Linked DNA regions of Homo sapiens: region 1 is linked to region 2. Evidence: chromatin loops called from intact Hi-C (ENCODE). Cell type or tissue: heart right ventricle. All regions are shown on one strand. Links, peaks and the distances in the headings refer to the core of each region. The heading gives the core; the rest is flanking DNA. Region 1 has its middle 120 kb from the start of CASC18. Region 2 has its middle 130 kb from the start of C12orf75.

What was found. A loop is a pair of places that touch in the nucleus more often than their neighbours do. Peaks named below come from ENCODE experiments on the same cell type or tissue, not always from the same donor. Only the 100,000 strongest peaks of a DNase experiment are listed, where the experiment ranks them.
Region 1: it touches region 2 in a loop (2.1-fold over the local background); 1 of 110 quality-filtered maps calls a loop at or near these places.

Annotation. Positions count from the first base shown.
Region 1 is chr12:105,582,854-105,587,256 of GRCh38, forward strand. No RefSeq gene overlaps it. Among named protein-coding and RNA genes, the nearest start is that of CASC18, 120 kb to the right of the region's middle. In heart right ventricle, for the core only: no CTCF peak of the experiment used is centred there; no DNase peak of the experiment used is centred there; H3K27ac peaks cover 1,276 bases.
Region 2 is chr12:105,458,327-105,462,729 of GRCh38, forward strand. No RefSeq gene overlaps it. Among named protein-coding and RNA genes, the nearest start is that of C12orf75, 130 kb to the left of the region's middle. In heart right ventricle, for the core only: no CTCF peak of the experiment used is centred there; a DNase peak (open chromatin) is centred at 1,831; H3K27ac peaks cover 2,303 bases.

The DNA of each region.
Region 1 (4,403 bases), core at 125-4,124, 120 kb after region 2:
GTTTCCCATGTTGCCTAGGCTTGTCTCAAACTCCTGGGCTCAAATAATTCCTCACCTTGGCCTCCGAAAGTGCTAGGATTATAGGGATGAGCTACCAGACTTGGCCAATTGATTGTCTTTTAAATATCATTTTGAGTCCAGAAGACAAAATATATAATTGAAATGTCCTGTTCACCCCTAAAACTTGGGTATAGCAGAAAAAGTACTGACTTGGACTCAACTTCTCTGACTGTCAATTTCTTCTGTGAAGTGGCAATTAGGACAGCGATTCTGCACAGCTCAGTCCAGGTTGTTGTGAATATCAAATGATATAGAAACACGGCAAACTGTTAAATGCTGAGTCAAAGGAGCTGATGGTATGACAGCATGGCTATTTTCCCCTGCTATCCGATAAACCACTGGCAAACAATAGCACTTACATTACAAGGGGTTCATTTTCCGGAATTTGGTGATGTGTGCAGGGACATGGAAAATCACATTCTGCAATTAAAATGTGCAATGCAATGCTGAGCGATTCACCTGAGCTTATACAGCTGGGAGGTGGCAGATCAAGGATTACACCCAGGTCTGCCTGACTCCTCTGAATCCTACCTTCTTTACAGGAGGCCTGGTTCTAATTCTCAAAGTTGCATGAATTGACTGGAAGCTCCAGAAGATTCTGCCCAGGAAAAGGTAGAAGGAACCAAAGAAGGGAGAGAAACAAAAATCCATTCCTTGAATTCTTAGAATGACAGTTATTTAAGAAGAGCATATTGAGACATCAAGGCTGGAAAATTCTAATGAAAACCCCCACCAACCTTCCCAACAAGCCCATGAGTTATTGCACTGAATATTTTTCATTTTGCAGATGAGGAAACTGAGGGTGAAAGAAGTTAAATAATTTACCCAGAAACATCCAGCTAATATATTGAAGGCCTGAGATTCAACCTAGGTGTATCACCTTGGATTCTTAGTTACAAACAACAGAACCCAATATTGGTTAGTGGAAACAAATAAGAAATTTTATAAAAGATATTGAGTGACCCTGGTGAACCAAACATGAAATGCTCACCAAGTCACCGGCTGAATCACTGAATTAGTTCAACACCTTATACTCCTAAGGTAACCACTAGGTCACTTATGCTAAAACATCTCCTACTACTGCCTCTGAGAGATGGATGTAGCTGTTACCACACTTGTTTAAACAAATTGTTCCTGATACCACTTTCCTTGCGTCAAATAGTTTATGGAGGCTTCTGATAGGCTGAGCCCAGATTACATGCCTGCAACTTAGCTGCAAGGGACTTTGAGGAAGTAAGCTTATGTCTTCCTTAGAGGGAATAAATTTGTCAGTCCATCAAGATGGGGAGTTTCTCAAACCCAGGAAAGTGTTCCAAGATGCTGGGGGTGCAAAGACTTTGCTTATTGTTAGCCGAATTCCTAATGCCTACGAAGTGCTTAGCATGTAATAGGTGTGTAATAAAAGCATATCAACTTATTGATCAGATAATTCTGATTTTAAAGTTCATGCCTTTAGACACTATACTTTACCTCTTTATAGATGGTCCATGATGAGATCTAACACAGAATATGTGATTGCCCATTAATGAAACTATATGAAGTCTCAATCCTGTGTAAAACTCTCTTCATTCATTCACCAAAATGTGCTGTTGTGATTTATGACTATGAGCTCTGAGAGACAAGGACATGTCTATCTTGTTTACCATTATATCATTCATTTTTAATACAACGCTGCAAAATAAATAATTGTTAAATGAGTAGACTGATAATTGAATGAGTTTAAGAGGCAAGGTAGTCAGGATTTGGGAATGCATGCTAAGGTGGTGCCAAGGATGGCATCTCGGTTTTTAGCTTGAACACCTGGTGGGAGGGTGGCTGACATTTACTGAGCATGGGAAGACAAACAGGCTCTGGAAGGGAGATCATGAGTTAGTTTTGGACTTGCTGAACTTTTATGTCTGGGAGACATGAAAGTGGGATGTTGAGTGGCTTGCTGGATATATGGGTCTGGAACTTAGGAGCAATGTCTGGAATGGAGGTATAAATTTGGGAGTTGTCAGCATTTAGCTAGTAACTAAGTTGCAGTCATAGACATGTAATCATATGATATATACAATACATAAGACTATATATGAATCTAAAAATATTTAAATATAAAATAAAATACATACATGAACCATGAAAATAGTTGAATTAAGTTATTCGTAATAATCAGGAATGAAGAATACATAATATTAGACTGAAAAGTTGATTACTGATTAACGTGAAACGGGCATCCAAATGGTAGAAATCATACACTGGAGGTTGGGATCATTTTATTACCCAGCTAGTCTGTCTCAAAGGACAACATAAACACAGAATCAGTAGGGTGTCTGTGTATCAGAGTTCCTCCTGCTATGTTACTGGACACGGAATGTCAGATATTTCAGATGGATGTTTGCTGTGGCTTAGGCATTTCTTTTGTGTCAAGGCTAGGAACATTCTGGGGAAGGAGTACAAAGACAGGGCAATGGGAAAGTTAAGCTGAGCCATGGAAGGAGGCAGGCAGGAGGTGCACAGGGAAGCCTACAGGAAAGCTCTGTGGGGACTGAGTCTCATTGCCATCCAAGGAGCTGGAGCCTGTGACCAGAGAGAACACCCCATATCCTTTCTCCTGTCTGTGACAGGGGAAAGGTGATCAAGAGGTTAACATTGACCCTTCCCAAACTTCCCGGCCTGGAAATGGGTGGAGAACACCTGTGGTGTGGGGTCCTTGCACTCTTTAATTACATGCCATCCATTCATCACTGTGATTGAGAACAACAATTATGGATTTAGACAGACAGAGCTCAAATCCTTGCCCCGTCACTAACTTACTGAGCAGCCTTTGATAAGCAACGTATTCTCCCTGAACCTCAATTTACTCACTCTGGTAAAGGGAAAATAATAGCATAAGACACATAGTGTTTTGGATATAGTGATCATCTTAAATTCTTACTTATGACAAAATTGAATCCAGCTCGGCCACTCTATTAGATGGGTAGTCACTGGCAGGTTTTGGATATGGAGATGATGAGCTCTGATTTACTATTTTAAAAGACACCCCTGATACCCTATGGGAGGTCAGAGTGGACACCAGGGGATCAGATAAGTGGCTACTGAACTAGTGCAGGCATGGAGTGATGGTGGTTTGGATCAAGATAGAAGTGAGGTAGAGGATGGAGTAATAGAGAGGCATTTCTGGATTGTTGTAAAGATTAGTGTTTATTAGGAGCTTAATAAAAAATAGTTAATGTAATAATTATAATTATGACTTTCATCCTTAATAACACTTGTCAATTGCAGAAATGTATTTGAAAATATGGCAAAAACATATACATTTTTGTTATGTATTATGTATTCAATAAATTCCTATATAGTGCTTACTATGTACTTGGCATTGTACTAAGAACTTGTTATCAGTCAGAGTTCCCCAGAGAAACAGACCTAAGAGGAGATAGATAGAGATTAGATAGATAGATAGATAGATAGATGAATTGGCTCATGTGGTTATGAAGACTAAGTCCCAAGATCTGCAGTCAGCCAGCTGGAGACCCTGGAGAGCCTACGGTATAGTTCCAGTCTGAGGCCAAAGACCTGAGAACCAGGTTCAATTGATGGTGTGAGTTCCAGTCTGAGTTTAAGTCCAAGCATCCAAAGAGCTAATGGTCTAAGTGTTAGGCTGAGTCTGAATCTCAAGGCAGGAAAAGGCTGATGTCCCAGCTTGAAGATAGGCAGAGAGAGAGAATTCTCCCTTTTTCGCCTTTTTGCTCTATTCAGGCCTTCAATGGATTGGATGAGACCCATCCACGTTGCAGGGGACAGTCTGCTTTACTCAGTCTGCCAATTCAAATGTTCATCTCATCCAGGAGCCCCCTCACAGATATACCCAGAACAATGTCTAAGCAAATATCTGGGCACCCTGGGGCCCAGTCAAGTTGACATATAAAATTAACCATCACAGCACTTTATAAGCATTAGCTTACTTAATACTTCTAACATGTCTATTATTTTCATTTTACAGAAAAGGAAATAAAGGCTTAGAGATGTTACACAGCTAATAGGTGGCAAAGCTGGGTTTCAACCGCATGTAGTCTAGGTCAATATTAAACTTGGGGGAAGAAAAAAGGATGATTCTTAGAACTAGTTTGTGACCAACTCTGCTTTTATGCCTCCTGAAGTAACTGGCTTGGAATCTCGTGCCAGGGGATTGAACAAAGCTCCTGTACAGAATTCAGCTGCCTCCTCTACACCCCAGGGCCATTTAAGGGACACCCATTTTGATAATGATTATATGAACATTTGAACTAATGGGCATTTGGATTAAAGGTCTCTTGGAAAACTTCTTGTAGTTCTTTGGGGTATATGCTTTCAGCTCCAATCAA
Region 2 (4,403 bases), core at 288-4,287:
TCCAAGTCACCTTTCTTGACATCCTGGACTAACGTAATAGTTTCCCAGTTGGTCTCCTTGTTTCTACTCTTGTCCCTCTAAAATTCATTCTCCATACTTATGATCTTTACAAAATGTAAATGAGATCACACCACTCTGCTGCTTAAACTTTTCAATAAGTTTCCATCTAACCTGGAATAAAATCCAGGCTCCTACTGCAGCCTCCACTGGCCATGTGACCTGGCTACTGCTAGCCTCTCTGGCTTCATCTTCTATCACTCTCTGCCTGGTTCACCATATTTGAGTGGTTATATTTGTTATCTATGACTGTATAACAAATTACCACAGACTAACATAAACAAGAGCAATAAGCATTTAATGTCTCATAGTTTCTTTGGGTCAGGAATTAAAAGTTAGCTGGGTGATTTTTGCTCAGAGGATCTCATAAAGCTGCAGTCAAAGATCAGGAATTAAAAATTAGCTGGGTGGCTCTGTCTCAAGGGATCTCATAAGGCTATGGTCAGCATGGGCTGCAATAATCTGGAGGCTTGACTGGGGCTGGAAGATCTGTTTTCAGGATGGTCTCATTCACATGGCTGTTGGCAGAAAGCCTCAGTTCTTTGCCATGTGTATTGCTCCACTGAGTTGCTTGAGTATCCTTACAACATGGCAGCTCATGTCCCATAAATTGAGTAATTCAAGAGAGCAAGACTGAATTTGCAATGTCTTTTATGACCTGGGCTTGGAAGGCACATTCCTTCACTTTTGAAATGTCTTCTTGGTTACATAAATCAGCTCTATCCAGAGGGGGAGGGGAGTGCTTAAGGACATGAATCGCAGGAGGTGAGAATCACTGGAGGGGATCTTGGGGGCTGGGTACCCTTAAGCATTTCTCAAAAATGCCAGACCTTTCACATCCAGGACCACTGCAGTTGCTAGTCTCTCTGTTTCTGATTCCTTTCCCTCTACCTTTTCACAAATCTGGCCTCTTGTTCATCTTCTACATGTCAGCTCAAATGTCTCTTTCTTGGATAACATTTTTCTAATAACTGTATCTAAGGGAGATATTCTACCACCCCATTATTTAGATTATAGCATCCACCATAATCTGTTTACTCATTTATGTAGTGATTTACTGTCTTCCTCCTTATCTATAGAATGTAAATGCCAAGAACAACCAGGGTCTATTGTCACCCCAGCACCCACCACAAAATCTAACAAATATGAAGAGTTCACTAAATATCATTTGAATGAATGAGATGTTTAAGGCTAAGATGGGTTTTATCAGACATTTTCTCTTTTAATCAGGAAGGGGCTTGGGAATAGGATGGAAGCAAGAGGAGGAAATAAGGTCCCTCCTGGAAGCAAATTGAGGGCTGGGCTGAGGGGAAGAGGATACTGGAATGTGGCTCCTCCTTTGATGGGCACCACCAGACACCATGAAAGTCATGCTCAAAGGCAGTGTCTATTACCATAAGCTCCACTGGGCCACACCAAAATTTTATTCTGACTCCAGGAGGAGGGGATTTCCACTGGGATTCTGAAGGTTTTGCCAGAAAGTAGCAGAATGAGAAGGTGAGATGAGGTCACAGACATCTTGAGTGGAGGACGTAGTGGTGGGAATGACTGGGCGTGTTTGTGGAGAGGCCCAGGTACTAGCTTCTTTTCCCATCACTTATCTCTAGATTATTCTATCTGGGAATACCTAGAGCCAGGCAGAACAATGTGAGGAAATTTGCACAGAATGTTATCTCTGCACTTTGCCAAATAATTGGTAAACCCCAGGGAGCCGGCCCAGCCTCTGCACTGACCTGGATCCTTATTTGGAGGCAGGGAAGGAAAGCTGTCAGTGCTCCCCGGCCTCACTTGGGAGTGAAGTCCTACAGCTGGAATCCCTTCTGTGTCTGCGGCGGGGGTGGGGGCCAGGTTCAGGGCTGCTCAGTGGCCAATCCAACCTGAAAGGTATTGCTGGGATGTTTTTGTTCAGCAAGGAATCATGTGGCTTCCCTAAAAGCCTCCTCTGGGCCCCCAGAGAAAGCCTTATCTCTGTGCATGGTGTTAAAGTATGATTTTCCAAAGGTTAAAAAAATGTGACTCTAAAAACAAAACCAAAAAAGACATGCAATAACAAAAGGGATGCATGTCAAAGATTTTTTATTCAACTCATTTATTAGAGAAGGAGTAATATGTTAAAACCTGTCCAAAAAGCATGTAAGATGCTTGAGATACACACACACACACACACACACGCACACACACAGGCGTGTGTGTGTGTATATATATGTGTGTGTATATATATATGCAATTTAATATGTATTGCAATCTATGGGATATCTTCTCCCCTAGACTGAAATTATTTGCATCTGGACTAGACAAAATTCCATGAGCCAGCCTCTGCCTCTACAGAGTTGTAAAATAGCCCAGGAAATAGAAAGTCAAATTCAGCACTACAGTGAAGGAATGCTCGGTAATCTTCTTCACCTATTTCTAGAGTTCAGATAATTTTTCTGCTAATAGATTGCTTTGAAAGCTCTCTTCCCAGGTGATTTGATGACAGCTAAAAGGTGCCTCATAGCAAAAGTTGATCCTGACAGCCTGAACTGGCATCAGATTCCTTTCCATGAATATTTTCAAGCCTGTCCTGTGGGCAATAATCATAGTTCATATTATTAAATACCTGGTCTGTGTCAAACACACTGCTAAGTGCTTTTCATGGATAACCTTGTTTAATCCTCAATAAAAATCAATTATTCTGATCTCCATTTTGCTGAAGAGAAAACAGAGGCTGAAAGAAATTCAGTAATTTGCTGAGGGTCACACAGCAAGCCAGGAAATGGTGGATCCAGGATTTGAAGATATACAGGCTGATCCTTGAGCTGCAAGAAGTTGTGCTAAACACTGTATGTCATAGAGAGATTAATTAAACACTGTCCCTGCTCAAAGTCATCTTGGAAATCTCGCTTTACTATCAAAACAAAACCTCATATTTTAACCTGAAAATTGGGATACTACTCATGCCTTCCCACAAGCTGACTGAGGATAAATGAGATTATGTGGATGCTCTTTATTAACTTGAAGTCACTGGGAAGGCCACTGTTGTCATTAAGGAGCTCAAGAGCCTCATTGGGAGTGTCATCTTTTGGGCTCGTGGTAGTACAGACATTTCTGTGGGGAAGAGGGAATTTGAGGTTTTCATGGTCAAGCTCAACGATGAGCTGTTGGGGGGTACAAGCAGGGTCAGGAATAGTGATGCAAAATTTAAGGGAGTACCAAAAAGCTTAGTAATCAAGATAGATAACATTTTAATACAACGTCCTTAAAAAATAGTCACAGTCAATGTAGACAATCAATGATCAATGATGAACAAAATATCACACATTAAACCAAAGCCAGGATCAGTTTTACTGTTGTTTTTTTTTTTTCTTTAGCTCCAGTGTGACTCAGCATGGCACAAGCTAATAAGCCATTCCTTGAAGGAATTCACCGGAAGACAGTATTGTGGGGTCCTCCCAGTTGTGTCCTGGAGTGGTTGCTGCTCTTAGATACAGATCCAGATCAAGTAGAGCAATTAAAAAATGTTTAATGTTCTTTGCTACTTTTTTGAAGCATAAAGAAAAAAGAGCATATCATACCTCCCTGAATTTTCACAAAATGAGCACATCCAAGTAACTAGCACCCAGATGTAGAAAAAGAATGCTATCAGCACTGCAGGGAACCATCCCCCCCTGCTTGTGTCCCCTTCCAGTCATAACTTAAGAGCCATTTTCCGTGTGGGGACTCATTCATCAAGTAGTAATTTTTGCCTTGTAGAGATATGTGCATATCTGACCTAGGAGTGCAAACTAGATTCATACAAATACTTGGTCCATGAAATGCTTTCATTATTGGCCCATGGGCAAGGCCTCTTTTAATTTTTTTTTATTAAGGTACTAATTTACTTATTTTAAATAAGACCACAGCATGAAAAATAGAACACGGACAGCAGCTTCCATCTACCTCTGTAGAGCTCTCACATTCCTTCCCTATGCCTGCCCGCCCTGGGAGTAACTGCTTTGACTGTAGCCTGAGAGTGTACTCATAGGCAGTTCCATCTGCAGAATTTCTGACATCAGACAATCAGAGCCCTGTCCATGATGTATTGTCTGACCATCCCTTCAGAGTTCTGTCTTCTTCACTTGGGGTCCCTGGAACCCCTTTGCTTTGCCCTTGGGTAGGAGAGGCCAAGGAACAAGCCGCATGACAGGCAGTGCTAAAAAAAAAAAAATTCCAGGGGTCAGATCTGTCTGGGTTGGGGCTGACAGCTGGTTAGTGGAAGGGTGGGGACTCTAGCTAGGCTCTTCTGGGACGTGGAGGAGCACTTGCTTACGAAACCTGGTTGGGGTGAGGGGGAACCAAAAGGGATGGTTGTTGGGGTCTCAGCTGGA